Regions from separate parts of the Homo sapiens genome. Here region 1 is linked to region 2. Evidence: chromatin loops called from intact Hi-C (ENCODE). Cell type or tissue: Caco-2. All regions are shown on one strand. Each heading gives the region's core, and the rest is flanking DNA. Links, peaks and the distances in the headings are about the cores only. Region 1 has its middle 350 kb from the start of RASGEF1B. Region 2 has its middle 250 kb from the start of RASGEF1B.

Evidence for each region. A loop is a pair of places that touch in the nucleus more often than their neighbours do. Peaks named below come from ENCODE experiments on the same cell type or tissue, not always from the same donor. Only the 100,000 strongest peaks of a DNase experiment are listed, where the experiment ranks them.
Region 1: it touches region 2 in a loop (6-fold over the local background); 1 of 110 quality-filtered maps calls a loop at or near these places.

What each region holds. Positions count from the first base shown.
Region 1 is chr4:81,811,000-81,827,051 of GRCh38, forward strand. No RefSeq gene overlaps it. Among named protein-coding and RNA genes, the nearest start is that of RASGEF1B, 350 kb to the left of the region's middle. In Caco-2, for the core only: no CTCF peak of the experiment used is centred there; a DNase peak (open chromatin) is centred at 7,572.
Region 2 is chr4:81,716,327-81,732,378 of GRCh38, forward strand. No RefSeq gene overlaps it. Among named protein-coding and RNA genes, the nearest start is that of RASGEF1B, 250 kb to the left of the region's middle. In Caco-2, for the core only: no CTCF peak of the experiment used is centred there; a DNase peak (open chromatin) is centred at 6,325; H3K4me3 peaks cover 393 bases.

The DNA.
Region 1 (16,052 bases), core at 6,104-8,603, 96 kb after region 2:
TCTATTACAGTCACTGACACATAATAAACCTTCAATAAATGTTAGCCTTTATTATTTTTATCCACCCAGCCACACTGGCCTCCTTACTCTTCTGTATATGCCCCAGGCACATTCTGGTCTTAGTGTTTTGCACTGGTTGTTCCCACTGCCTGGAGTGCTCTTCCTCCAAAGATCTGTGTAACTAGCTCTCCATCCCATTTGACCAAATGATACCTTCTCAATGACCACCCTATTTAAAACTGTAACATGTGCCTCCCCAAGAGCCTCCAAATCTCCTATTTTTTCTCTTCACATTCTAAGATACTATGTAATTAATTAATTTGTGTTTTGTATATTATGTCTCACCTGCCAATAGAATATATTCTGAGGTGAAAGGATTTTTTTTTTATCTCTTTTAGTCACTGATGTGAACTGGTACTTGAACACAGTAGCTCCTCAAAAAATATACACTGAAAGCCAGCTCGGTGACATGCATGTAGACTCAGCTACTCAGGAGGCTGAGACTGGAGGATGGCTTGAGCCAAGGAGTCTGAGGCCAGCCTGGGCAACATACTCCATCTCTTAAACACACACACACACACACACACACACACACACTCACACACACACCCTGCTAAAGGAATTACTGGCACTACTGTTACCACCACCACTATTTTCCATCATAGCAAGTAATGAAACCATAGAGTTTTAGAACTAGACATGACCACAGAGGTCAACTCTATGGAGTTGGACAACTCCTTTTGTAAACACAGAAATAGCCCTCTCCCTGAAACACTGCATCCTGTTGACTCTGCCTTACCTGAGCCTGCAAGAGAATTCACAGGACCAGGTGCACAGTCCGTGGCAGGTAAGTCTGGGTCTCATGGTGCACCCACCATACTGGCTGCTTAGTCTAACAGCTCTGAGGTCACCATTACATAGCTGTTCTATCTAGTGATTAACATGAGCAATGATTTAGGAGATTATAGCAATCATCAAAGGGTGGAATTAAAATAATAAAGAAAAACAATAAACAGGAGGAGAAAAGGAGGGATTGCTTTTGCTCCACAGATCATTTATGTAAATAAAAGAAAAATCACAGCGCTAAGCCACTAAATCAGAGGTTGCAATTAGCTCAATTGTAGAGTGATTTGGTGCCATTTTGAGCAACAATAGCCAGAGTGATCACTCTTAACTGAGGTAAATTAAGTATTCTGATTACTCCACTTTTATGAAAAAGAGTTGCCGGCCATTACAGAGATCTAATTTACACGAACTCTGCTCCATTTCTCATACTGACTCATCTTTTACGTTTTTTTCTGCTTCTTTTCACATCTAGCACATTTTGCTGTAGACTAAGAAAATAAGGGTTCTGCATCCACAGATTCCATCAACAGTAGATTGAAAACACAGTATTTGAGGGATGTAGAACCCCTGGATTCTAAAGATCAATTTTCATAGCCATGGTTTCCTCAGGGTGGACTGTGGAACTTGAACCTCAGTGAATTTTGATATCTACAGAGGTCCTGCAACCAATACTGAGGAATGACTGTATCTCTATGAAAGCTCACCCTCCAGAATACATTATGTAAAATTAAATGCATGCATGTGTATACGTGCACATACTTTAATAACTACTGCCCAGTCTTGATTATGTAAGATTCTGGAAAATCTGAAAGGAAAATAGGTAAAAGGAAGGAGAAAAAGTTGCTACAGTGCCCTTGAAGCTCAATAATATAGCAACCAAGCAGAAAAACTCTAGAATCACAAGGGAAAGACAATTTACAGCCAAAAGCACACCATAATATCTTTAGTACTTAACAAAGAAATGAGTGAAATCAAGTTAGTGATTACACAGCTGAACTTGGTAGTTTGCAGCATTTGCTCACAACAACAACAAAAAAAAATGCAAGAAAAAGTACTATTATTAAATGCCCTTTGCATGCACAGTTTGCAAGATTAGCAAGACTCTTATTTCTGTTCCCCCTTTAAACTATTTGGCTGTCTGGAATTGCTATGAGAAAAACCTGTGTTTTATTGGTAGCTTAAAATAGCTTTTTTAAGGTGTATGTGTGGGGAAGGGGGGGTTGTACTGCTAATTATTACTGTTTCCAATATATCCCTGAACCAGAGACTACAAAGGTCATATTCTTGAAACTTGTTTTCAGGCAGATGCAGCCACAATAATTACAGCTCAAAGAGGATAAGAGCAACATATTCCATGACATTTGCCCTTAACTACCTTTCTTATTAGCAATGATACTGCTACAGACAATGACTATATTATACATCCATGTATCTAAATGTGCTGTTTATTCTGAAGTGACAGTGACAATTATAGCAGCTGCCAGGAAGGAATAATGGGTATACTCCAGCATTGGCAGTGGTGTGGTTAGCAGTAATGCCAATTCACAAAAAATCCCACACCCCAAAAGGCACCAGGTAATGCTACTGATGTGATTCTATTGCTAAAATTTAAAAATTGAAGTCATTAAACTGTACACTTAAGATCACTACATTTTACTGAATGTAAATTATACCTTAACAAAATATGATTATTATTTATTTCTTGATTCTGGCTTAGGGTAAGTGTTACACATAAAAACGCAATGCATTTCTTCTGGCCATGAGACTATTTTCCACAATGAATTCTAATCCTATGAACTATGACTACTTGGTTTGACCTTGGGTATATGTGACTTTCCATATGAAAATTTCATTATCATACGCTTAAGAATAAAAAATTCCTAGCCTAGAGATGTAATGCTATCACACGGAGGAACTCACCAGTATTCACTCTACTCAATTATCTCCATGGCTTCTACACTGCAAGCAAAAAAGTGCACATTTCCATAGCACTTCATATTCATCAGCCCAAACCATCCATATGTTGAAATGCTTCCTTTCAATCCAAAGAAAAGCCCACAAATACACTCCACCCACAGTATTGACTCTACCTAGCCCATACCACATTAATAAATGACACCTCCTCTAAAATATTATAATGCTAATGGTGAAAAGAGATGAACATTTAGAAAAAGCAATGGATATTTATATGAGGGAGAGGAATATTTTGTATTTTATTCTGTACCTCTAAGCAGGTAATAAGGTACTTTTTTCCTACCTGTGAATGTTCCAGGTGCTGGCATATGAAGACATACCAAGAGGGGACTCTTCCCCTTCCTTTCTTTTCTACCTCAAGCCTTACTCTGGAGGCCTTTGGAGAAATAATATCATGCCAAAGTTAGGAATTAACAAGCATTATTGAATGTCTACTATGTGCTCATAATTGTGTTAGGTGTTGGAGATACAGAAAAGTAGATTCATTGTACAGTACTGTTTAGAAGGTTTTATGCTTCATTTATTAAGAAATGCATTGCTTCTATAGAACTAGAACTTATAACAAAACTGAACTTGAGTCTATTTCAATTATTAAGAATTATCTTAAGATTTAAAGAACCATCTGAGGGTATTTATCCAGTGCAACTACAGTCCAAGTTTTTTCCAAATGCTAATGTTGGCCCAAGTCTACTGATGTACTTTCCTTGATATTGTTGCTCTGTTAGAGCAAAAAGATAAAGTTGGTCTCAAAGCTACCAAGGCTCAGACCATTCTCTGTGAGCGCAGGGATGAAATAATAATGACGAACACCCACTGAGACACTGTTGTAAGAGTTTTCCATGGATCCAAACAGAAATTCAATCCTTACAACAATTCTGTAGGTCAATATCATTCTTTGTCTCATTTTACTGATGAAACAAGTGAGGAACAAAGAAGCTAAGTAACATGGCTAGAGTTGTAGAGCTCATGGGTGGTAGAATCTCAGAAATAAAGCCCTCAAGCCTGTGTTCTTAACCCCCACACCATACTGCCTCTCAGGAGAGCAGGATGGAAAAATGCAACAATAAAAACCAAAGCCGGGCAATAAGGCCTGAAAGGAGAGGACATGGAATCCAGAACCACAAATCCTTTTCCCAAACACTGCTAGGAGCTCTTTCTTTGCAGAAACAGTGACAGGAGAAGAGGGAGGAAAGGAGGGATGTGGCGGGGGTGAAGGGAGGGGAGAAGAGTATAGCAACTCCCTTCTCTTAACAGTGATGCAACTTCCCTTCCCATAAATTAGTGGCCTGTATTGGCACATATGAAAAAAGATAGGAACTTTGCAATGTGTATCTAACATCCTGTATCCAGCAGAGAGCCCTACAGCAAGTCAGCAAAAACAGCACTCTGCCAAAAATGAATGTTCACTGCTTCCAAAAATCTATTTTAGAAGTAAACAGTGTTTAAATTTGCTGGAAATGATATTCTTTGCTGTGACTGCTCCAGAACATGGCATTCTGTCATACCAGAGGAGAACTGAGGAATTTCCTCCCGCTGACACGGCTGACTTTGTCTTCATGCCTTTTCTCAGGGCATGGGAAGAAGTCCCTGTGACCTACCAGCCTGAAAATTCTGCCAAGAGGCTGAGAGTCATGGGAATCTGCCCAACCAGCTTTGTGGAGGTCACTGAACACCATCTAGACATTAAAAGAGGAAGCCAGACACAATATAGTTTCAAAGGACTGTGACAGTAAATGTCTTAACCACTGATATTATTACCTTGAGTTGTGATTACCTAGAGACCTATTCATCAACATTGATGAAAAGGTTGAGTCTTCCAATAGCCCATTACATTCTCTATTCTTAGTTACCTCTTCCTGAAGGAAAATTGTCCATGTGAATGAAGCATTACTGATGTCTAGTAAAAATGAAAACTTCATCCAGTGGGCAACGGACCACATGGGCACATTCTCCGCACACTTACACACTCACATCATTAGTAACAGGAAAGGGAACCCAAGTCAAAGCCAACATTTGAAAGGAAGAGATAACACAGCCACCAATAATGCCATTACAGTGGCCAACAGATTTTCTTTAGGAAATCCCAGATATTCTAAAACCAACACTCTTTTACACGATAGGAATACGTTTTCTAAATACTGTCTTTAAATTATTTTTAAAAATCGTCTTTTAAATGAAATTTTTAAGCTATTTTTTAAAAGTTGTCATTTATATGGATTAAGATATCAGAAGTTCACAGAGAGAGAGCAGGGGAAGACACAGAGAGAAACAGAGTCCCCTCCCCCACCAAAAAGGTAAAATAAACCATCAAAATGGTAGCTGAAGTTTAAAAATAAGATTCCAACCTCAGGAACCTATTTCTATGACTACATACAGGGACTCCAGATGGAATTCTAGGTTACCATATGTAGACAGAAATTACAGCAGGATGAAGCACAGCATTTTGATGCCAAACTGGAAACACCACTATTTTTTTCATTTCAAGTAATTTGTGAAACAGACATCCCTAAACTTTAATCCATCCCTGGGATTCATCCTTTCCATGACCCTCACCCCATCTATCACACTTACCTGTCTATCACTCCTATCCTACCTCTAAAATATGCCCTAGGGGTGGGAGTCACAAGACCTCGGAGAAGGGGTGAGGATATCCTTTTTGCACCTTCTCTGTACTTTCAAATAATTAAAACATTGGAGGTTCAACAGTGCTATGTCAGAATGTTCCTGCACAAAAATTGCTGAGTCAAAATAACTGGGTCCAAAAGTCCCGCACCAAGAGATGTAAAAATATCAAGATACAAAGATATAAACATCAGTAACATAAAACAGGAGGCATGAGACACTATGGAGCAGACTTGAGGAGCAATCTCTGGTGCTCATCAACGCAACACACATCTTCTAGATGTGAGTTTTAGTTAAACAGCATAGGATGCAGAGGTTGTACAGGGAATAAATGAGAAAATAGGAATTAGGCTTATCCTCTAAGAGTCTGACTAAAGCTTATTATGTGCCCTGGAATAAGTCATTTCATGTTTCAGCACATTAGTTTTTTCCTCTGCAACATGTTAACAATAACGACTGTCTTGTAATGGGAGGCACTTAATAAATAATTATTAATGAATGAGTAAATTCATGTATGTCCCCTAGATGTTCCTAGGTTTTCCAAATTAAGGAATAAACTGGTCTTTGACTGAAAATAACAACAAGGGTTCTTATAACTCTCTAAAGTGGTGTTTGGAGGCAGGCCTTGGGGATTTGCTACCTCAGGCCAAACAAAACACTTCAATCTCCCCAGCTATCCATTAACACCTTATTTCAGTGTGGAAATTCCCTTCACGAGTAAATGCTGAGTATAAATAGTCTTTTCTCAACTCCTAGGAAAAGGGAAAAAAAGATTTTTCTAATAACAAACAAAATGATATTAGAATAATCTCATACTAATTGATAATCAAGTATATAGCAAGATTGTTTCTAATAACAAAATGATATTAGAATAATCTCATACCAATTGATAATCATGTATATAGCAGGATTGTTTCTAATAACAAACAAAATGATATTAGAATAATCGCACACCAATTGATAATCATGTGTATAGCAAATCCATTCATTAAATAAATGTTTACTGAGTTCTTACTACCTGTGAGGTATTGTTTTACTATACCTAACAGAATCAGTCATTGTTCCTTTCCTCTAAGAGCTGATTTTAGGGGGAAGCCAGATCCATAAATATTTAAAATCCAAAGGGGAAAGGAGGTAGCAAAACACTAAAAGCAATGTTTCTGGCGTCAGACTGCCTGGATTCACATCATGGCTCCAACACTTAATACTGGAGTGTCCTCAAGCAAGTTCCATAATGTTTGAAGGTCCCAACTGCTTTATCTGTAAAATGGTAATAGTAATTGCCTACCTTAAAGGGTTGTTAGAAAAATCAAATTAAATAGTCCATGTAAAGCACTTCTCACAGGGCTGGGGATGTGGTAAACTTTAGACAAAGTGTGTGATTGTTGTTAGATGTTATATTAAGTACAAAATATTACGAATCCAGTAGGTAAAACCTCTCATCTTTACTGGAGAAATCGAGATAGTCTTTGAAAAGAAAGAGACAATATAAGGGACCTCTCCAGGAAAGTGTAAAAGTTTTCCAGACAGACCAGAGGGAGAGGAAAGCATTCCAGAAAAAAGAAAAAGTTTGTACACCAGGCACAGTTATCCAAGATTTTCACGTTCAGGAGCAGTCTGCTCAAGGCCTTTAGACTCCAGCTTCCAGGGCAGTACCAGGAGATGCGGGTGGAGAGAATGGGAATGACTTCTCAAGTTGAGTTGAGACTGGAGACAACAGGAATGGTAATGACTTCTCAAGAGGAGTTGGGATTTATTTTGAATAAAATTGAAATCCCTCAGGTGTTTCTTAAGTACAGGTTTGTGAACCCAGAAAATCTGAGACAGGTCTCCGTTAACTTAGAAAGTTTATTTTCCTGAGGTTGAGGATGCATGCCTGTGACCCAGCCTCAGGAAGTCCTAAGGACCTGTGCCCAAGGTGGTTGGGATGCAGCCTGGTTTTATACATGTCAGGGAGACATGTGACATCAATCAAGTACATTTAAGAAATACATTGGTTTGAAAGGCGGGACAACTCAAGGGGTGGCAGGGCTTCCAGGCTACAGATAAATTTAAACATTTTCTGACTGACAATTGGTTGAGTTTGTCTAAAGACCTGGGATCAATAGAAAGGAATGTTTGCGTTGCGATAAGAGGTGGGGGAGACCAAAGTTTTATCACGCAGATGAAGCTTTTAGCTAACAGGCTTCAGAGCGAACAGGCTGTAAAATATTTCTGATCAGACTTAAAGTCTGTGTTGACGTTAATGCTGGAGAGGTATAATGAGGCATGTCCCACCCCAGTTCCCTTCATGGCCCGAACCAGTCTTTCAGGTTAAGTTTTAAGAGCTCTGGCTGAGGAGGAAGTCCCTTTAGATGATTGGGGGACCTTAGAATTTTATTTTTGGTTTACAGATTTGACATAAACGGATGTGTTTGTTTGTAGTTTATTTGTTTTCCAGAAAGTAACTTTCATAGTGTTTTGAAAAATGGAGTGGATATGGGAAACGTGGTATAAGAAAAGAGTGAGAAGGGAGTTGTTGGAAACTTCTAAAGGAGAGATGAGGAGGAAAGGGAAGAAATGACAGGAAGATCCCAGGAATGTTTCACAATGGAATTTACGGGATTTGACAGTTAGTTGGATGTGAGAAGTAAAAGAAAGGGAGAAACCAGGGATAATATTAAAGTATGGTGAAGCTGGCTGGGCACGGTGTCTCACGCCTGTAATCCCAGCACTTTGGGAAGCTGAGGCGGGTGGATCACGAGGTCAAGAGATCGAGACCATCCTGGCTAACACGGTGAAACCCCGTCTCTACTAAAAATACAAAAAATTAGCCGGGTGTGGTGGCAGGTGCCTGTAGTCCCAGCCACTCGGGAGCCTGAGGCAGGAGAATGGCGTGAACCCGGGAGGCAGAGCTTGCAGTGAGCCAAGATCGCGCCACTGCACTCCAGCCTGGGTGACAGAGCGAGACTCCGTCTCAAAAAAAAAAGTGTGGTGAAGCCATTAACCAAGGTGGTGAATATAAGAGAAGAATGTTCAGAATGTAGAAAAAATTCATGTACATTGGACACGGTCTGTGGACCGTGGAAAAGACCTCTAGTTAGTCAGCAGCATGGATCCTTGGCTCAGAAGATATTTCATTATTTGTGACACAGACTCTAGAATAATTTTCTTAAGATAGATCTCATTTGAACAAACTAGATTGCCCAGAGATTGCTGATTATGTGAATGGTGCTATCCATATAAAATATTATGGGGGAGTAGCTGTAGACTAAATAAATACTGTGAAAATAGTGTAACTTGACATTAATATTTACCAATGTCCCTCTTGATTTTTCTGCCTATAAAATAGAAAAAATAGTATTTGTGTAAATAACTTTAAACATTTCGTTTTTAAACGTTCTACCTCATGAATGGATAACATAGTTGTGCAGACTCAAAAGAGGTTGAACAATAATCCCACTTCCCTGCAAAAAAAAAAAAAAAGATAAATTGATCAGAGTCATCTGATGGTATGGCCACATTTTGGCTCCCTGCTTCCATAACTCTTTTTTTTTTTTTTTTTTTTTTTTGAGATGGTGTCTCGTTCTGTCACCCAGGCTGGAGTGCAGCAGCCCAATCTTGGCTCACTGCAACCTCTGCCTACTGGGTTCAAGCAATTCTCCTGCCTCAGCCTCCCGAGTAGCTGGGACTACAGGCACGTGCCACCACACCCTGCTAATTTTTTTCTATTTTTAGTAGAGATGGGGTTTCTCCGTGTTAGCCAGGATGGGCTCCATCTCCTGACTTCGTGATCCGCTCGCCTCGGCCTCCCAAAGTGCTGGGATTACAGGCATGAGCCACAGCGCCCAGCCTTCCATATTAACACATGAATTCTATCCCTTCTTCCTTCCTTCCTATTGCAGGGCAAGATGTGTCCCTCCATCCAAGGGATAATTCCATGCTTTAGGATCCAAAGTCTTCAATCCTTTCAATGATGTCACTCAGAGAATATTCCCCACCTTCTTTGTGGATCCTTACCCCTTTCCCTTCCTATTGTTTTCTTTCTTACAGCATTTAAACACACTCTAATGCCTCATTGTAAGATACCATATCTCAACCCATAACCCTACCCAACTACTCAATTCTCTCCTTCCTCTTGCAACAAATTGCTTTTAGAAGACTCTATTTTACCATTTTTATTTCTTTATCCCTACTAAGTCCATCTTGCCCTGCAATAGGAAGGAAGGAAGAAGGGATAGAATTCATGTGAGTAAGAATTGTCAAAGCAGGGAGACTTTTTATTTCTTTATCCCAGCTAAGTCCCAGTCCCACTACAATCTGGCTTCTGTGTCCATCACTTCGATCTCAATAAAACCAAAAAGCCTATGGTATTAAGAAAGCCAACGGATACTTTTCAGTCTTTATTTTACTTAATCACTTAGCAACAGTTTTGATATTTACGACTACCTCTTTTTTTTATAGATAATGTTTTATTGACTTGATTTCTCAGACATCACATTCTTCTGGTGTCTTCCAACCTCCGTGGCCTCTCAGTTTCCCTCTTCCCTCCAAAATCCATAGTCTTCTCCCAGCTCTTACATGTTAACTTTCCTCAAGACTCTTGAAAACCCTCCTCCTTTTTGCCTTACACACCATCTCTGGGTAATCTCATCCATTCCCACTCTTATAATCATTCTCTCTATGCATATTCCTCTCATATCCATATATCCAGCTCAGAATGCTTTCCTCAATTATAAATCAAAATGTCCAGCTGTCTGCTAGTCATCCTTACTAGATCTTACACATACCACCAAAATGACATATACCATTGTGAACTCATCAACTTCTTCCCTAAATATGGTCCTCTGCTAGTGGTTCCTGTCTCAGAAAATAGCACCAATATTCTGACACTAGCCGATGTCAGAAATCTAAGAATTGTCCTTAGCTGCTTCCTTTCCCATAACCAAACTATCATATACTGTTGATTTTGAGAAATACTCAAATGTTTCTTGATTCCCCTCTGCCATTATTCTGATCCTGGCCACTATTATCTCTTGCCTAGATTATAGCAGTAGCCTTATAATTAGACTTCACATCTAAATCCTGCTTCTTCTGTCCTTCAGTAACCAAGTGATCTTAAAAATCATATCATGGCACATACACCGACTTTCCCAAATTCAAGCCCTTTAAAAATTTCTCATTACCCTGAGAATAATTTAAACTCTTAATATAGTTGTACCAGGACCTCATTGCTCATCTTTTCCAATTCAAGTTGTCATTTTTCAGGCACTCTGAATTTTGTATAGTTCTCCCCCTCACCTATAGACATTCACACCTGCTGTTCTGCCACCATGTTGTGCTCATGGAGCCAAATCTCATTCATTCTTTGGATCTCTGCTTGAACATCATTTCTTCAGGGAAATTTTCCCTGACGCCTTGATTAGGTTAGGTTCTCCTGGCATGGGATCCCATGAGCTCTCAACTTAAAAAAAATTATATCATCAATCACAATTTTGCTAATTACTTTATTAATATCTATAAGTTCTATGAGGGTAAAGATCATACATATGTGATTTGTTCATCATGACAGTCCAATGCATGTCACATAGCAGATGTTCTGTGAACACTTGTTAACTGATTAGATGGATAAAATTGAAGTCATAGAAATTGACTATGCTATGTTGATTTGTGCATGACATTGAACTGGGAGAAATAGTGAATAAGCCTAATAACAGAATTGGATAATTCAGAAAATTAATTGATCAAAATTTTTAAAAACCAGTAGGAATAGCTAAATGTCCTATCTTCATATTCAAGGAATCATTTACATAAATATAAAAGAAAGTCCTGTTTTAACAGCAGCTCATGTGAAAATGCCTTAAGGCCACGCACAAGACTTCAAACTTCACATAGCCAACAGAAAGATATGGCTCATAAGTAGAAACTGATGCCATCTTACACTGTAGTGGTGCTACACTTAAGAAAACCTGTAGCTTGCCTTCACATCATAGCCCACACCTTATAACATACCTGGCATACACCAGGTGTGTAAACAAAGCTTGCTGAATGTAGAGTGAGAAGTCCCGTGATGCTTTCTGCCAGACAGACCACATCTGGAGATGACACACAATTCTTGACATCAATAACAAAGATTGTGTGAGCCAAAAAAAAAAAAAAAAGGATAATCTTGTCTAGAAGCAATAATAATAATAGCTAATACAGCATTCACTATGTGTTGGGTAATTTTGTAATCATTTTATATGTATGAATTCTTATACTATATAAGATAGGCACAATTATTATGCCCATTTTACAGATGATAAAAGTAAGGAACCAGTAGGTTATACAATCAACCCAAAATCACATAAGTAGTGAGGAGCAGAGCCAGGTTTCAAAACCAGAAAACATGATCTCATAGTCCATGCTCTTGGAAATCAATCATATCAATGTCCCATTGAAATGAAAAAGGAAAATTGTTAGCCTGGAGATGGGGTAGAAAGGAGATTCAGAAAAACATATTAACTGGCTTCATACTTAAATATCTAGGAAGGAATCTAAAGGAGACAGCTATTGGCTCAGTAGAATAAAGAACTTGCTAACACTGTGGATTGTCTCCCTAGTGCACATTAGTGTGCCTGACACATAGGCTCACTGGGTTCCCTGACAATAGAATATCCAGTTAAGAGATAGAGGTCCATCTATAAATGATATCAGTGGCAGTCCCACCCCAGTAAAAAGGTGAGACTAGAAGTCCCATAGAAGTGCTTCTCATTCTCTAAGATCTATAATTCTTCTTTTTTTTTTTTTTTTTTTTTTTGAGACGGAGTCTCACTCACTCTGTCGTCCAGGCTGGAGTGCAGTGGCGCAATCTCAGCTCACTGCAACCTCCACCACCTGGGTTCAAGCAATTCTCCTGCCTCAGCCCCCTGAGTAGCTGAGATTACAGGCGCACATCACCACACCTCACTAATGTTTGTATTTTTTTGAATAGAGATGGGGTTTCACCATGTTGGTCAGGCTGGTCTTGAACTCCTGACCTCGTGATCCACCCACTTCGGCCTCCCAAACTGCTGGGATTATAGGCATGAGCCACCACACCTAGCCAAGATCTATAATTCTAAAAATAATACATGGTCTTCATTCTCAGGCAGCATACAACTCAATGCAGAGAACAAGACAAATATAGCATAATTCAGTGAAGATGGAGATGTAATAAAATAGATTTTAAAATTATCAAAATAATTAAATGAATGGTACTTAGAGCAGTAGGCCCTCACACCACCTTTAAAGGTAAGTAACTCTGCTACCTACTTCCATATCAAGCAACATTAGAAATAGAAGCGGCACAGCAGACAATGCCATAATATAAAATCTTAAGAAATGCCAAGGAATTATATATTATGCACAGGTCAACTCTATATGCAGCTGGTTTTCTGTATCAATAGATAGTGTCAAAGAATTTGAGTTGTTTGGACTATGAAGCCACTTCTCTTCCCCCCAAAAGGAGAATATCTAGCTAAATCTGAGATTAAAGAGGTGGATAAATGTGACCCCTGGCCTGCAAAAGCCAGGAATTAGACACAAGACTATAGCAGGGAGTCTTCAAAGTTGATCTATCACAGGGATGTCTTCCATCAGATGCTAGTGAAGCTAATCCTTTTGCAAAGCATGACAACTTCTCAAGCTTGACTGTGGTGAATCCAAACCAGATTTTTATGCTATATGATCAGCTTTCAAAATACAAAATTATTTTTACATTATATTAGGTTTACATTTATTATATTTAAATTTACAAACAAAGATATAGAAGCCTGCAATGCAGTTTATACAGCATTCTCTGAACTCCCCTGATGCTCATCTGCCAGGATAAAGTATCAGATAATAGTGAGATGTAAATATATGGAACCAGAGCTTCTCTATAACAAAATACTGTCAAATAATGGAGTTTCCCACATCCTTAAAGTAAACCATTCACATTTCCATCTCTAAAGAAAGAGAGCCATAATATTCCATCAGAACATCCTCACTGATATCGCAGCTTTTCATTCGAATATCACCAACTCTGAAGCCTTTATTACTCTGACAGTATGCTGGAATTCTTGGATGCTGACTTACCTTTTTGCAGTCAGATAAGGACTTCTCACTGGCCAATGTGCTGAAAATGGTGGTCTACAAAATAGGAAGATGGAAAACACTTTAGAATTGTTAACATATAATGATAGTGACCATTCCATGTTCATTTCCAATCCAAGGTAGGCACTACCTAACTGTGTCCCCTACTGATTTCTGTGAATTTTAAAATGTGTCTGCCTTCACTATTCCCAAAGCTTCTCTACCCAAGCTGGAACGTTCATTATGGGCCAAGAACCATTCAGTGAGGTAAGGATTCTGTTATCTTCATTTTACAAACAAGGTAACGAACGCACAATTAGGTTAATTGCTATATACCTTGGACATAGTTAGGTCAGGAAGCAAAGCCATCTAACTCCAGAACCCACCTCCAAACACATATGATCTTCTGTCTTAAAGAGATATGTGCATAATGTTAGAGTCAGCTATGCCCAATCTTTCAAATGACAGCTGTTATGAGCCCAAGTGGGAGAATGGAGCTTCTGCCTATGTAAGAGATTTGTGAGTCTGAACAATACCAGGGCTTGCTATCTCCTTTCTACTATCTTTAATGCACTCACTCTCCCTGTAGTTGACCTCTCACACATTTGTATGTATACTTGCTTGGCCTGATGAACCACTCAAAAGGCACTGCAACATTCAAGGCTATATTGGGATTTACATGCAAGTATGTTCCCTTTGGACAATCCTATGAATAAATACATAGCCATGGTCAGCCATACAAACAGTATTGAGATTTTTTTCAGTAAACTTTTTTACATTTTCTTTAATTATAAAACTAATATTTATTCTTAATGAGTTAGTCTCTTTTATACCCTATCCTCCTGAGGTAACCCATAATACAAATTTGTATTCATCTTTCCACACTTTCTCTATTCCCACGCAAATATGTCTGCGCATATTATATAGAAGTCTCGTTCTTATGATCATACCATCTTAATTAAGAATATATTATCAACATCTTTCCAGTTCAGCCCATGCAGATTAATTCATTCTTCTTAATACCTATATAACATGTCATAATATGAATATATCATAATTTTATGCTTTCCTTTATTGATCAACAGGTTTTGGTTCTTTCATTGTTGTTGCTTCTTGTTTTCTTTTGTTTGCTATTACAAAGTATGCTGCAATAAACATGCTTGTATATGGCTGGAAAATCTAGTGTATATAAACTGTCTCCTACTCTCTGCTCTTTTAACATCATAAAAATATTTACCACCTCACCTAAGGTTTTGGTTTGCTTTGCTTTCTGTTTGTTTGTTTGTCTGTTTTGCAATAAGCATGTGAGAAAGCTAAGGATCTAAGTCAGCACATATTCTGGGTCAAAACAACATGCAGTATTAAAGGACAGAAAAGACAGAATGTGAATACACATACAAAAGTGCATCTTTAATTTAAAAAATTAAGTTCAAGGTTTAGGTTAGATATAATCTCCAAGTTTGGTTTGCTGGCCATTTTTATTTCATTTGAGAGGGAAGGAATAAATGTTACTGGGAAAGTTTGAATTAAAAAGGGAAAACTGAAAGAAGGGAAGAATTCTGGTGGCAGAAGAAAAGAGGAAAGGCAAAAGACAAAAAGAAGGACAAAATGAAAAGTTCACAAAAAACAGGCACAAAAAGCAGAATTGTCAAAAAATTAAAAAAGAAGAAAATGGTTTCCATAGAGAAGCAGTCATCTTCACTCAAGGAGAATAAGGGCACATGATGCATTCTAGTTACCAGGATCTATCCTGTTGACCTAATTTCAGCCCTGAAACACAGTAGCAGGTGGTGAAAGGACAGGTATAGCCCTGCAAATTTCATGTCCTCTTGCTCTTTGTGCTGCCAGGTATATCTTAGTTTCTCTCATTTCTGTATTACAATGGGGATGTAAGAAATAGTATTCTTGCTGTCTGTTCAAAGATTAGGGCAGGACAGAGAGAAAAGCCAAAGAACCAGGCAGCATTCCACATGCTACCGTGAACTACCCCACCCACAATCTTCCCATCAGATGTTTTCCTCATGACTTGTCATCATCTTTACTCATTTGTACACATGAGCACTGTGCCATGAGAGAGGCCTCAGTGTTGATTCCCAGATTTCTGCTCCAAGAATGTAAAGACCCACTGAAACTTGGTCATTGCAGTAGTCCCATTACTAGCCCAGTGCTTGGCACAAAGAAGATAACCAATAAATATGAACTGAGTAGATGCAAAAGAAAATAACATCTGGCAAAACTGCAGTCCTTATCCCAAAACATTTCTTTGGAAGCACTGTGCTGGAAAAGCAGCCTCACAGGAAACACTATTATAAAGTGAAGCTCAGGGATATAAGAAAGAAGAGAGATAAAAGACTTCTAAATAATGGTAAAATACACCTTATATTTAGCGTAAAGCTGTTGTCTATTATCTGCTTGGTTTGGCTAAACCAGGCTTTTTCAGTGAAGACCCTGTAAATGTTTTTGGACTAGATAACTCTTTGTTTTGAGGGCACGTGGGGACACACTGTGCACTGTAGGGGGTTCTGTAGCATGTGTGG
Region 2 (16,052 bases), core at 5,001-7,500:
GAAAGGATCACAACTCCTTGCCAGCAAGGGAACAAAAATGGATGGAGAATGAGTTTGACAAATTGACAGAGGTAGGCTTCAGAAGGTGGGTAATAACAAACTCCTCCGAGCTAAAGGCGCATGTTTTAACCCAATGCAAGGAAGCTAAGAACCTTGAAAAAAGGTTAGAGGAATTGCTAACCACAATAACCAGTTTAGAGAAGAACATAAATGACCTAATGGAGCTGAAAAACACAGCACAAGAATGTCGTGAAGCACACACAAATATCAATAGCCAAATCGAACAAGCAGAAGAAAGAATACCAGAGATTGAAGATCAACTTAATGAAATAAAGCATGAAGACGAGGTTAGAGAAAAAGAATGAAAAGGAATGAACAAAGCCTCCAAGAAATATGGGACTATGTGAAAAGACCAAATCTACGTTTGATTGCTGTACATGAAAGTGATGAGGAGAATGGAACCAAGTTGGAAAACACTCTTCAGGATATTATCCAGGAGAACTTCCCCAGCCTAGAAAGACAGGCCAACATTCAAATTCAGGAAATACAGAGAACACCACAAAGATACTCCTCAAGAAAAGAAATGCTAAGACACATAATCGTCAGATCCACCAAGGTTGAAATGAAGGAAAAAAGGTTGAGGGCAGCCAGAGAGAAAGGTAGGTTACCCACAAAGGGAAGCCCATCAAACTAACAGCAGATCTCTCTGCAGAAACCCTACAAGCCGGAAGATAGTGAAGGCCAATATTCAACATTCTTAAAGAATTTTCAAACCAGAATTTTATATACAGCCAAACTAAACTTCATAAGCGAAGGAGAAAAAAAATCCTTTATAGACAAGCAAATGCTGAGAGATTTTGTCACCACCAGACCTGCCTTACAAGAGCTCCTGAAGGAAGCACTAAATATGGAAAGGAAAAACTGGTACCAGCCACTGCAAAAACATACCAAATTGTAAAGACCATTGACACTATAAAGGAACTGCATCAACTAACAGGCAAAATAACCAGCTAGCATCATAATGACAGGATCAAATCCACACATAACTACATTAACCTTAAATGTAAATGGGCTAAATGCCCATTGGCAAATTGGATAAAGAGTCAAGACCCATCAGTGTGCTGTATTCATGAGACCCATCTCACGTGCAAAGACACACATAGGCTCAAAATAAAGGGATGGAGGAATATTTACCAAGTAAATGGAAAGTAGAAAAAAGGAGGGGATGCAATCCTAGTTTCTGATAAAACAGACTTTAAACCAACAAAGATCAAAAAAGACAAAGATAATGGTAAAGGGATCAATGCAACAAGAAGAGCTAACAATCCTAAATATATATGCACCCAGTACAGGGGCACCCAGATTCATAAAGCAAGTTCTTAGAACCTACAAAGAGACTTAGACTCCCACACAATAATAATGGGAGACTTTAACACCCCACTGTCAATATTAGACAGATCAACGAGACACAAAATTAAAAAGAATATTCAGGACTTGAACTCAGCTCTGGACCAAGCAGACGTAATAGATGTCTACAGAACTCTCCACCCCAAATCAACAGAATATACATTCTTCTCAGCACCACATTGCACTTATTCTAAAATTGACCACATAATTGGAAGTAAAACACTCGTCAGCAAATGCAAAAGACTGGAAATCATAACAAACAGTCTCTCAGACAACAGTGCAATCAAATTAGAATTCAAGATGAAGAAACTCACTCAAAACTGCACAACTACATGAAAACTGAACAACCAGCTCCTGAATGACTACTGAGTAAATAACAAAATTAAGGCAGAAATCAATGTTATTTGAAACCAATGAGAACAAAGACACAATGCACCAAAAACTCTGGAACACAGCTAAAGCAGTGTATAGACGGACATTTGTAGCAATAAATGTCCACAGGAGAAAGCAGGAAAGATCTAAAAATCGACACTCTAATATCACAATTAAAAGAACTAGAGAAGCAAGAGCAAACAAATTCAAAAACTAGTAGAAGACAAGGAATAAATAAGATCAGAGAAGAACTGAAGGAGATACAGACACAGAAAACCCTTCAAAAAACCAATGAATCCAGGAGCTGGTTTTTTGAAAAGATTAACAAAACAGACCACTAGCCAGACTAATAAAGAAAAGAGAGAAGAATCAAATAGACATAATAAAAAATGATAAAGAAGAGATCACCACTGATCCCACAGAAATACAAAGTACCATCAGAGAATATTATAAGCACCTCTATGCAAATAAACTAGAAAATCTAGAACAAATGGATTCCTGGACACATACACCCTCCCACGACTAAATCAGGAAGAAGTTGAACCACTGAACAGACCAATAACAAGTTCTGAAATTGAGGCAGTAATTAATAGCCTACCAACCAAAAAAAAAAAAAACACCCAGGACAAGACAGATTCACAGCCAAATTCGACCAGAAGTACAAAGAGGAACTGGTATCATTCCTTCTGAAACTATTCCCAACAATAGCAAAAGAAGGACTCCTCCCTAACTCATTTTATGAGGCCAGCATCATTCTGATACCAAAACCTGTCAGAGACACAACAAAAAAAGAAAATTTCAGGCCAATATCCCTGTTGAACATCGATGCGAAAATCCTCAAGAAAATACTGGCAAACTGAATCCAGCAGCACATCAAAAAGCTTATTCACCACAATCAAATCGGCTTCATCCCTGGGATGCAGGGCTGGGTCAACATATGCAAATCAATAAACATAATCCATCACATAAACAGAACCAATGACAAAAACCACATGATTATCTTAATGGATGCAGAAAAGGCCTTTGATAAAATTCAACACCCTTTCATGCTAAACACTCTCAATAAACTAGGTATTGATGGAACATATCTCAAAATAATAAGAGATATTTATGTCAGACCCACAACCAATATCATACTGAATGGGCAAAAGCTGGAAGCATTCCCTTCAAAAACCAGCACAAGACAAGGATGCCCTCTCTCACCACTCCTATTCAACATAGTATTGGAAGTTCTGGCTAGGGAAATCAGGCAAGAGAAAGAAATAAAGGGTATTCAAATGGGAAGAGAGGAAGTCACATTGTCTCTGCTTGCAGATGACATGATTGTATATTTAAAAACCCCATCATCTCAGCCCCAAAACTCCTTAAGCTGATAAGCAACTTCAGCAAAGTCTCAGAATACAAAATCAATGTGCAAAAATCACAAGCATTCCTATACACCAATAACAGACAAACAGAGAGCCAAATCATGAGTGAACTCCCACTCACAATTGCTAAAAAGAGAATAAAATATCTAGGAATACAACTTACAAGGGATGTGAAGGACCTCTTCAAGGAGAACTACAAACCACTGCTCAAGGAAATAAGAGAGGACAGAAACAAATGGAAAAACATTCCATGCTCACGGATAGGAAGAATCAATATCGTGAAAATGGCCATACTGCCCAAAGTAATTTTTAGATTCAATGCTATCCCCATCAAGATACGACTGACTTTTTTCACAGAATTAGAAAAAACTACTTTAAATTTCATATGAAACCAAAAAAAGAGCCCGTATAGCCAAGAAAATCCTAAGCAAAAAGAACAGAGCTGGAGGCATCATGATACCTGACTTCAAGCTACACTACAAGGCTATAGTAACAAAAACACCATGGTACTGGTACCCAAACAGATATATAGACCAATGGTACAGTATAGAGGCCTCAGAAATAATGCTACACATCTACAACCATCTAATCTTTAACAAATCTGACAAAAACAAGCAATGGGGAAATGATTCCCTATTTAATAAATGGTGTTGGGAATACTGGCTGGCCATATGCAGAAAACTGAAAGTGGACCCCTTCCTTACACCTTATACAAAAAGCAACTCAAGACGGATTAAATACTTAAATGTAAGACCTAACACCATAAAAACCCTGGAAGAAAACCTAGGACATAGGCATGGACAAAGAGTTCATGACTAAAACACCAAAAGCAATGGCAACAAAACCCAAAATTGACAAATGGGATCTAATTAAACTAGGAGCTTCTGGACAGCAAAAGAAACTATCATCAGAGTGAACAGGCAACCTACAGAATGGGAGAAAATTTCTGCAATTTATCCATCGGACAAAGGGCTAATACCCAGAATCTACAAGGAACTTAAACAAATTTACAAGAAAAAAACAAACAAACAGTCGAGGAACAGTGGCTCACGCCTATAATTCCAGCACTTTGGGAGGCTGAGGCGGGCAGATCACCTGAGGTCAGGAGTTTGAGACCAGCCTGGCCAATATGGTGAAACCCTGTCTCTACTAAAAAATACAAAAATTAGCTGGGCATGGTGGCAGGTGCCTTAATCCCAGCTACTTGGGAGGTAGAGGCAGGAGAATCATTTGAACCCGGGAGGTGGAGGTTGCAATGAGCTGAGATCGAGCCATTGCACTCAAGCCCAGGGGACAAGAGCGAGACTTCTCTCAAAACAAAAACAACAACAAAAACAAACAAACAAAAAACCATCAAAAAGTGGGCAAAGGATATGAACAGACATTTCTCAAAAGAAGACATTTATGCAGCCAAGAAACATATGAAAAAAATTCATCATCACTGGTCATTAGAGAAATGCAAATCAAAACCACAATAAGATACCATCTCACGCCAGTTAGAATGGCGATCATTAAAAAGTCAGGAAACAACAGATGCTGGAGAGGATGTGGAGAAATAGGAATGCTTTTATACTGTTGGTGAGAATGTAAATTAGTTCAACCATTGTGGAAGACAATGTGGCAATTTCTCGAGGATCTAGAACCAGAAATACCATTTGACCCAGCAATCCCATTACTGGGTATATACCCAAAGGATTATAAATCATTCTACTATAAAAACACACACACACACGTATGTTTATTGCAGCACCATTCACAATAGCAAAGACTTGGAACCAACCCAAATGCCCATCAATTATAGACTGGATAAAGAAAATGTGGCACATATACACCATGGAATACTAAGCAGCCATAAAAAAGAATGAGTTCATGTGCTTTGCAGGAACACGGATGAAGCTGGAAATCATCATTCTAAGCAAAGTAACATGAGAACAGAAAACCAAACACCGCATCTTCTCACTCATAAGTGGGAGTTGAACAATGAGAACACATGGACACAGGGAGGGAAACATCACGCACTGGGGCCTGTTGAGGGGTGGGGGGCTAGGGGAGGGATAGCATTAGGATAAATACCTAATGTAAATGACAGGTTGATGGGTGCAGCACACCACCATGGCACGAGTATACCTATGTGACAAACCTGCATGTTCTGCACATGTATCCCAGAACTTACAGTATAGTTTAAAAAGAAAGAAGAATTAATACATATAAAATGCTTAGAACACAACAACTCAATAAATGCTAGCTATTGTTGTTACTACTATTTTTAGAGACAAGGTCTTACTCTGTCACCCAGGCCAGAGTGTAGTAGCACAATCTCTGCTCACTGCAGCCTCAAACTTCTGGGCTTAAGTGATCCTCCCACCTTAGCCTCCCAAGTATCTAGGACTATAAGTACATGCCACCACATCTGGCTAAGTTTATTTTATTTTTTGTAGAGACACACCCTATGTTGCCCAGGCTGGTTTTGAACTCCTGGCTTCTAATGATCCTCCCACGTTGGCCTCCCAAAATGCTGGGATTACAGGCAGAAATGATAGTACCCTGCCAATTCTAGCTATGATTATTGTACGGTAAGGTGAAAAGCTTTGTGTCCCCTCCCAAAATATGGACAGTTGCACACAGCATAAGAAAACAATGTTCATGTTCCCCTGTCTTCGTCCCTCCATCAAAAATACAAAATAATAAATGATGTTTAATTTTAATGTCTAATTCAAAACAAAATTTAAATGCACTTTTTCTAACCATCCCAGACAAGTATTCAAGTAATATGTGCCTCCCCTGTCAGGATAGCCTGTCTTGGGGCTCTCACCTTCTGCCCTTAGTACAAGAGATGAGAATGGCAGGCCAAGGTGTCCTGGGAGTAATTCATCCCTGAGTGACAGCTGGTGCTGTCAAGAGTCGTTATTGCTGGTGCGCACAGACCTTCTGGCAAAGCCAGGCGAAACACAGAAACTGCAGTCTCCCTGCCCACCTGTCAGCCTCGTCCAGGAACAGCAGAGAAATTTGCTTTTCTTCCTTCAAAGGGTCCAGCAAGCCCTAGCACCCTTATTAATGCATGCCTCTTCAGTCCCAGCCTGCCTCCCTACCCTCCCTGAACACAGACTTCCCAACCTATTCTTCCAAGAAGGGGATTAGCTCAATTAATCTCTGGACAAATGTCAAGGAGTCTGGGGGAGGGGGCACCTTTCAAGTGCCGCGCCCCAAATAGCAAATAAAGCCAGACATGCGCTGAGGCCACACCGCACAAGGGTGAGCTGCAGCAGCTGCCAACAGGATAGACCGAGTCCTTTTAATGTCAGGCTTAGCTTCCCAGGGGCTCACTTTCTTGCCAGCCTGTTCTGACAGACCACAAGCACCAGGCTCTCAAGTTCTCCTCTCACCGTCTGGGACGGGGGTAGTCGCAGGAAAGCTGCTTCGGGATCAGAATCCATTTTTGAGGCAAACGTTGCTCTCCTCTCATCTCCTGTGTTGCTGCCTTCTGTGCTTGCCCTCTCCTCTCTGGGCCCACCTGCCTCCCCCACCTTCAAAGGGCAGGCACTCCCCTCCAAAGCATGGTTAAAAAAAGATAGTTCCTAGGTTCAGAGTAAGGAAACCAAGTAGGCAAAAAAGCCACAGGGAGAAAAGCCAGGAATGGGTGGGAGTGGAGGAAATTCTCATTATCTAAACACAAAATTATTTTCCCCCAACCATAAGTTTCATCAACCTGATCCACAGAATTTTGGGAAAAGCCCTGAGAGTGCTTTCTCTTTGATCTAATTCCCAGAAAGACTTCATTCAATCCATCCAAGGGAGTGACTGAACTGGTAATAATTCTCTAGAATAGAGATTTCCCAATTGCTCTATGCTCATTCCAATTTTTTCATTTGTAAGGTATTTTCTATTAGTTTAATCCTTCTCTGTCTCTTTCTCCCTTCCTCTTCCTTTTCCCCTCTCTCCCTCTCCCCCTCTCTCTCCTTAGCCAGCAAAATCTGGCCTAACCAGCAGGCTATTAAACAGCACTTCCACATGCTACAGTCCAATGATTTGGTAATTAATTTTCATAATGATGATCTGGAAGGATTTCTACAGCCTCTTGAAAGATCCAAGAAAATATATACCCTACTGGTTATACATATGCTTTGAGTGTGAGAGGTAGCCTGGGTGTCCAGTTCTGGTGGTGTCATTTACTAGCTGTGTGGCCTCGGGCACGTTACTTAACCTCTCTGCCTATTACCATTTCCTCATCTGTGATACGAGGATACAAAGTTTATTAAGAAAGATAGCAGTTAACACTCTAGTTATGAAATATGTCCTATGAACCAGACACTATGCCAATTGATTTGCCTGAATTATTTTATTTAACCCTCACAACAACTGCTGAGTCAATATTAAGGGGATTTCATCACAGTCTCATTTGTTCAATATTAGCAATACACATATTGTACCTATGGTGACTATAAACCAGAATATCTAATTAATGTAAACATCTCATTTCCTCACTAGAAGAAGACACAGGCAGTCTACTTCAATTATTATCCAAAGCTCTTCTGTTCAGATGCGCTTTTGAATTCAGAAAATTTTTGGACTTTAGAAAGACAATATGGTTCATATAACAAACAGAACACACTGGTCTGGGGCAGCATCCTGTAACTGAACGCATTAACATTTCTGCTCTGAAACATGAATCTTCTCCCTAAAGAGAACAACACAGAGCTTCCTGTCATCTCAAAACAGGTTTTGTTACCAAAAGTCATTCAGAACAGGTAGTTTTACCATCAAATAAGTTAGAAAAGAAAAAAATAAATAAACTTAGGCTATTGTTTGTATTTCAAAATTTCAGATAGGACATTGTGAACTTTATTACACAAAAGCACTAAATAAAGAATCAAGATTCTAGTCCTGGCTCTAGTAGTAACCGCTGTGTAATTGTGGGCAAATTGCCAAGGTGCTCTGGTTTCAGATTCTTCATCTACAAAATAGGTGACTACTACTTTCTCCTAAGTTATACAGAAGTAGCTGTGAAGATCAAATGAGATAGAATTCATCAAAGTATTTTGAATAAGTGAAGTGTTTACCAAATTCAAGCTGTTTATTATCTTTTAAAATGATTTTTTCAATGATTATAGATTTAATTATGCACTACTGCTTCTTGTTTGAATGGCACAGTGTTGCTTACATGGGAAAAGATTCCCCAATTAAATCTCCTTTTTGCATGTATCACTGCTGTTGTTTCTTATACATCAATAAAGATCAGCAAATACATGATGACTGCACTACTGAAATATTTCTCTGGGTTAAACTACAAGAATCACCTCTAGGAAATAATGATAAGCTGCTGTGTCAAATCACTGCAGTTACTGAATACCTGAAAGACCATTTTTTTGTTTTGAAGAAGCAAGCTGTTCAAGTGTCAGGTTGATTTTAACCTGATTTTACAACTTCTTAAAAATCTGCTCATGTCTTCCTTTTCTGGGCGGTCTATGAAGACAGCATTGGCCTGGGAGTTTGATGATCCAGTTGCTAGTCCCAGCCTGACCTCTAATGTTCTGTGTCATCTAGGACAAGTCACAACACCTCTGAGATGAACTCTCCAAGTCCCTGAGCCTAGTCAGACTTTGGGAGGCAAGAGAGGGTTCACTGCTCCTATTTGTTGTCCCCAACAGAAGACTTTCAAGCCCTGGTTGTTCACAGGATTCAAGCCCTGGTTGTTCCTGCCACACACTCCTGGCTGGCTGGGAGCTGCCTTTGCACTGATATCAATCACATGTTGCTGATGTCAGCCCAGCTGTGACAGCTGAGGCCACCACCACCCACAGCTGACTGAGTGAGTCACATCTGCCTGCTTTCTCTTTGACATGAACCTCTCGGAAGCCCAGGGACAGAGCCCATAACCTGCTTCTCCCTTTGCAGCTCTTTATATTCTTTCAGCTTGCACAGTCTCCATGGCTGAGTGATTTGTCCCATTAGCCATGGTTTTACAAAATTAACCATGAATGTTCTCCAGCATCCGTGGTAACCTTTCTGCCAAGGAGCAATTATAACTATAAGATATCTTCTTTTGATGTTGACTTTTACAAACAGAGGATCCCTGGCAATTAAAATGCAATGAGGTGGTTATCTCATTAAAAAAATTATAAATACTCCCTTTCATAGAGACGAAGGACACATTAAGTAACCTTTACTATATAATAAAGCTGGTAATTATTATCAATAACAGAAGGACATTCTGTGTTTTAAAATCCAAGGTCCATGACATATGTGAAATGGTAGGGTAAATGTAATATAGAAAAAAAAAAAACACTAGACTTAGAACCTGAACTTTCCTTGCCCCCAAGGAGGCTGTGATCAAACAGATGAGGCAAAAATATAAAGCGATTATATTATTATATTTATTATATAAAATAATATGTAGGGGTGGAGCAAGATGGCTGAAAAATACTCTCTAGCAATTGTCTCCCCACAGGAACACCAAATTGAACAATTATCCATAAAAGAAAGCACTTCAGCAAGAAGAGTAAAAGATAAACCTACCAAAAATAACAACTATGACTGCTTTTTAAGTGATAGACAACATAAAAGACATAAAAAGAGACAAGAAAAAGTCTAAAAGCAGGATAGGAATTAAAATGTGGAGTGTTTCAGTTTTCTCTTTGCTTGTTTGTAAGCAGAGTTAAGTTGTCATCAGCTTAAAATAATTGGTTATAAGATGTTATTTGTAAGCCTTGTGGCAACCACAAGACTTAAACCTATGGTAGATACACAAAAAATAAAAAGCAAGAAATTAAAAAAATACTACCAGAGAAAATCACTGTTACACAAAGGAAGACAAGAAGGAAGAAAGAAAGGAAGAGGACCAACAAAACAACCAGAAAAGAAAATGGCAATAGTGAAGTCCTTACCTTCAATGATAACATTGAATGTAAATGAACTATATTTTCCCATCCAAAGACAGAGTGGCTGAATGGATAAAAATAGGACTCAACCATATGTTGCCTACAAGAAAATCACTCCACCTATAAAGACATGCATAGACTGAAAATAAAAGGTGGGAAAAAATATTTCATACAAATGTAAACCAGAAAACAGCAAAAGTAGCTCTACATTTATATCACATAAAATATATTTCCAGACCAAAACTGTAAAAAGAGACAAGGTCATTATTAAATGATAAAGGGGCCAATTCGGCAAGAAGATATAACAGTTCTAATTATATATAAGTCAAATGCTGGAGCACTCAGATATACAAAGCAAATATTATTAAAGCTAAAGAGAGGCATATACCCCAATGCAAAATTAGCTGAGAATTTCAACACCCAACTTTCAGCATTGGATAATCATATATACAGAAAATCAACAAAGAAACGCTGAACTTTATCTACACTATGGACCAAATGAACCTAATAGCTATTTACAGAATATTTCATCCAATAGCTACAAAATATTCATTCTTCTCATTGGTACATTGAACATTCTCAAGGATAGATCATATGTTAAGCCACAAAACGAGTCTAAAAAAATTCAAAACAAATAAAATCATACCAAGTATGTTTTCTAAATATGATAAAACCAAACTAGAAATCAATAACAAGTGGAACTTTGGAAACTGTATAAACACATGGAAATCAAATAATATGATCCTGAACAACCATTAGGTCAATGAAGAAATTAAAAAGAAAATTTAAAAAATTTTTTGAATCAAATGAAAAATGAAAACACAATGTACCAAAATCTATGGGATATAGCAAAAGCAGAGGTAAGAGGGAAGCTTATAGCAATAAACATCTACATCAAAAAGGGAGAAAAGCTTTAAATAAACAACCTAATAATGCACCTTAATGAAGAACTAGAAAAGCAAGAGCAAACCAAATTCAAAATCATTAGAAATAAAGAAATAAAGATCAGAGTAAAAATAAATAAAATTGAGACTAAAAAAATACTAAACACCCACAAAATGAAAAATTGTTTTTTTGAAAACATAAGCAAACTTGACAAACCTTTAGCAAGATTAACTACGAAAAAAAGAGAGCAGACCCAAGTAAATAAAATCGAAATGAAAAGAAAGACATTATAACTGATACCACAGAAATTTGAAGTATCATTACAGACTATTATGAGAAACTATATGCCAATACATGGGAATGTCTATAAGAAATGGATAAATTCCTAGACACATACAACCTACCAAGATTGAACCATAAAGAAATCCAAAACCTGAATAGACAAATAACAAGTAATGAGATACAAGCAATAATAAAAAAAGTCTCCCATCAAAGTAAAGCCCAGGATTTTATGGCTTCACCACTGAATTCTAACAAACATTTAAAGAATTACTTACACCAATCCTACTCAAACTATTCAAAAAAAAATCGAGGAGGAGGGAAATCTATCCAAACTCATTCTACAAGGTTGGTATTACCTTAATACCAAAACCAGACAAAAGCACAACAATAAAAGAAAACTAGAGGTCAATATCCCTGATGAACATAGATGCAAACATCCTCAACAAAATACTAGCAAACTAAATTGAGCAACACAGTGAAAACATCATTCATCATGATCAAGTGGGATTCATCCCAAGGATGCAAGGATGGTTCAACATAAGCAGATCAATCAACGTGACACATCATATCAATAGAATAAAGGACAAAAAACATATGATCGACCGGGTGCAATGACTCATGCCTGTAGTAACAGCACTTTGGGATATCAAGTCAGGCAGATCACTTGAACCCAGGAGTTTGAAACCAGCTTGGTTTCAAACTTTGTGTCTAGAAAAAAAATACAAAAATTAGCCAGGCATGGTGGTGCATGCCTGTAGTCCCAGATACTTGGAGGCTGAGGTGGGAGCCCTGCTTGAAACCAGTAAGTCAAGGTTGTCGTGAGTTGTGATCACACCACTCCACTCTAGCCCAGATAACAGACTGAGACCCTGTCCCATAACAAACAAACACCATACGATCATTTCATTAAACGCTGAAAAGGCATCCAATAAAGTTCAACATCCTTCATGATAAAATCTCTCAGACAACTGGGTATAGAAAGAACATACCTCAACATGATAAAAGCCACATACAATAAACCCACAGTTAGTGTCATACTGAATGGGGAAAACACTGAAAGCCTTTCCTCTGAAATCTGGAATGAGACAAGAACGCCCACTTTAATCACTTTTATTCAACACAGTACTGTAAGTCCTAGCCAGGGCAATTAGGCAACAGAAATAAACAAAAGGCATCCACATTGGAAAGGAAAAAGTTAAAATCATCCTTGTTTGAGATGATATGATCTTATATTTAGAAAAACCTAAAGATTCCACAAAAAAACTATTAGAACTAATAAGCAAATTCAGTAAAGTTTCAGGACGCAAAATCAACATACAAAAGTCAGTGGAATTTCTATATGCCAACAGCAAACAATCTGAAAAAGAAACCAAGAAAGTAATCTTATTTAGAATAGCTACAAATAAAAACATATACCTAAGAATAAATTTAACCAAAGAAGTGAAAGTTATCTACAACAAGAACTATAAACATTGATGAAATAAATTGATGAGGACACAAAAAAGGAAAGATATTCAATGTTCATGGATTGGAAGAATCACTATTTTTAAAATGTCCATACTACCCAACACAATCTACAGATTCAATGCAATCCCCATCAAAATACCAATGACATTCTTCACAGAAATAGAAGGAAACAATCTTAAAATGTATATAGAACCATAAAGATCCAGAATAGCCAAACCAATCCTGAGCAAAAAGAACAAAACTGGTGGAATCACATCAATTTCCTCGCTTCAAATACCACTACAAAGCTATAGTAATCAAAATAGCATGGTACTGGCATAAAAACAGACATGTAGACCAATGGAACAGAATAGAGAATCCAGAAATCCATGCATTTACAGTCAACTTATTTTTGACAAAGGTGCCAAGAACATACCTTGGGGAAAGGACAGCCTCATCAATAAATGGTGCTGGGAAAATTGAATACCCATGCAGAAGAATGAAACTAGACCACTATCCCTCACCATATACAAAAAGCAAATAGAAGTGGAGTAAATACTTAAATATAAGACCTCAAACCATGAAACTACTACAAGAAAACATTGGAGAAACTTTCCAGGACATTGTTCTGGTTAGAGATTTCTGGAATAAGAACTCAAAAGCACAGGCAACCAAAGCAAAAAAATGGACAAATGAGATTACATCAAGCTAAAAAGCTTTTATACAGCAAAAGAAGCCATCAGTGAGGTGAGGAGACAATACACAGAATGGGAGAAAATATGAATATTTGCAAACTATGCATCTGACAAGGGATTAATAACCAGAATAAAGAACTCAATAGAAAAAAAATCGAATTAAAAATGGGCAAACATACAGAAAATTGAAGCTGGACCCCTTGCTTACATCTTATACAAAAATTAAATCAAAATGGACCAAAGACTTAAATGTAAAACCCAAAACTATAAAAACCCCAAAAGAAAATCTAGGCAATACCATTCGGGATATAGGCACGGGCAAAGATTTCATGAAGAAAACACCAAAAGCAATCGCAACAAAAGCAAAAATTGTCAAATAGGAGCTAATTAAACTAAAGAGCTTCTGCACAGCAAAAGAAACTATCATCAGAGTGAACAGACAACCTACAGAATGGGAGAAAATTTTTGCAATCTAGCCACCTGACAAAGGTCTAAGCAGAGTCTTCAAGGAACTTAAACAAATTTACAGAAACACCCCAACCCCATAAAAAAGTGGACAAACGACATGAACTGAATGGACACTTCTCAAAAGAAGACATTTATGCAGCCAACAAACATCTGAAAAAAAGCTCAACATCACTGATCATTACAGAAATGCAAATCAAAACCACAATGAGATACCATCTCATACCAGTCAAAATGGCAGTTATTAAAAAGTGAAAAAACAACAGATGCCAGTGAGGTTGTAGAGAAAAAGGAAGGCTTTTACACTGCAGGTAGGAGTCTAAATTAGTTCAACCATTGTGGAAGACAGCGTAGCAATTCCTCAAGTATCTAGAGGCAGAAATACCATTTGACCCAGCAATCCCATTACTGGGTATATACCCCAAAGAATGTGAATCATTCTATTATAAAGATACATGCACATGTATGTTCACTGCAGTACTATTCACAATAGCAGTCATGGACTCAACCCAAATGCCCATCAATGATAGACTGGATAAAGAAAATGTGGTATATATACACCATGGAATACTATGCAGCCATAAAACGGAACAAGATCATGTCCTTTGCAGAGATGTGGATGGAGCTGGAAGCTGTTATCCTCAGCAAACGAATGCAGGAACAGAAAACTAAACACCATATATTCTCACTTAAAGCTGGAAGATGAATGATGACAACACATGGACACATGCAGGGGAACAACATACACTGGGACCTGCTGGTCAAAGACGACGGAGAGCATCAGGAAGAATAGCTAATGCATGTGGCTTAATGCCTAGCTGATGGGATGACCTGTGCAGCAAACCACCATGGCACATGTTTACCTATGTAGCAAACCTGCCCATCCTGCACACGTACCCCTGACCTTAAAATAAAAGTTGAAGATTAAAAAAAAGATCCTTTTGCCACATTTTTAAAAAAAGAAAAAAGAAAAAAATGGCCAAAAGATCTGAATAGACATTTCTCAGAAGAAGACATACACATGGCCAATAGTTATATGAAAAAATATTCAACAGCACTACTTATCAGAGAAATGCAAATTAAAACTATACTGAGATATCATCTCACCCAAGTTTAATTGGCTTTTATCCAAAATACAGGCAATAATGAATACTTGTGAGGATGTAGAGAAAGGTGTTGGTGGAAACATAAACTAGCACAACGACTATGGAGAACAGTATGCAGGTTCCTCAAAAAGCTAAAAATATAACTATCATGTGATCCAGCAATCCCACTACTGGGTATATATCCAAAAGAAAGGAAATCAGTATATGGAAGAGATATCTGTATTCTCATGTTTATTGCAGCACTATTCACAATAGCCAAGGTACATAATCAATCTAAGTGTACGTTGGCAGATGAATGGATAACGAAAATGTGTTACATACACACAATATAATATTTTACAGCCACTAGAGAGAATAAAATCTTGTCATTTGTAACAACATGGATGGAACTAGAGACAGTATGTTAGGTGAAAAAAGCCAGGCACAAAAAGACAAATATTCTATGTTCTCACTAATATGGGAGCTAAAAAAAAAGAACAAATTAAACTCATGGAAAGAGAGAGTAGAATGATGCTTATCAGAGACTGGAAAGGGTAGTTGGAAGGGACGCGGGGTAGAAAGGGGATGGTTAATGAGTACAAAAACACAGTTAGATAGAAAAAATATCTAGTGTTAGGTAGCACAATAGGATGACTACAGTTAATAATTTATTGTATATTTCAAAATAACAAAAACTATAGAATTGGAATGTTCCTAACCCAAAGAAATGCCAAATACTTGATCACAAACTCTTTGAAGGAAGAACTATTTCTTACTCCTTATTATCCCCCCTGATGCCTAGTACGGAGTGAATACTAATTACTCTGATTTGATCATTACACATTGTATGGTTGTATCAAAATAACACATGTATCTCATAAGTATGTACAGCTATTTATCTATAATAATTAAAAATAATTTTAAAAAAATAATATGTAGTACAATAAAGATAGTCACAAATTACTATGGGAGATATAACAATGCTTAATTTATCCTGAAGTTTAGAGAAGACTTCTTGAAAAAGGTGATTTATTGATGTTAAGTTACTTAAACTCTCTAGGTATCAGTTTCGTCATTTTTGTAGTGTAATTTAAAATACCTACATCTACATTTATGATGAAAAATTCAACTTGTAGGTAGAAGTTGCCATAACATTCCCAGCTCAGTAAACCT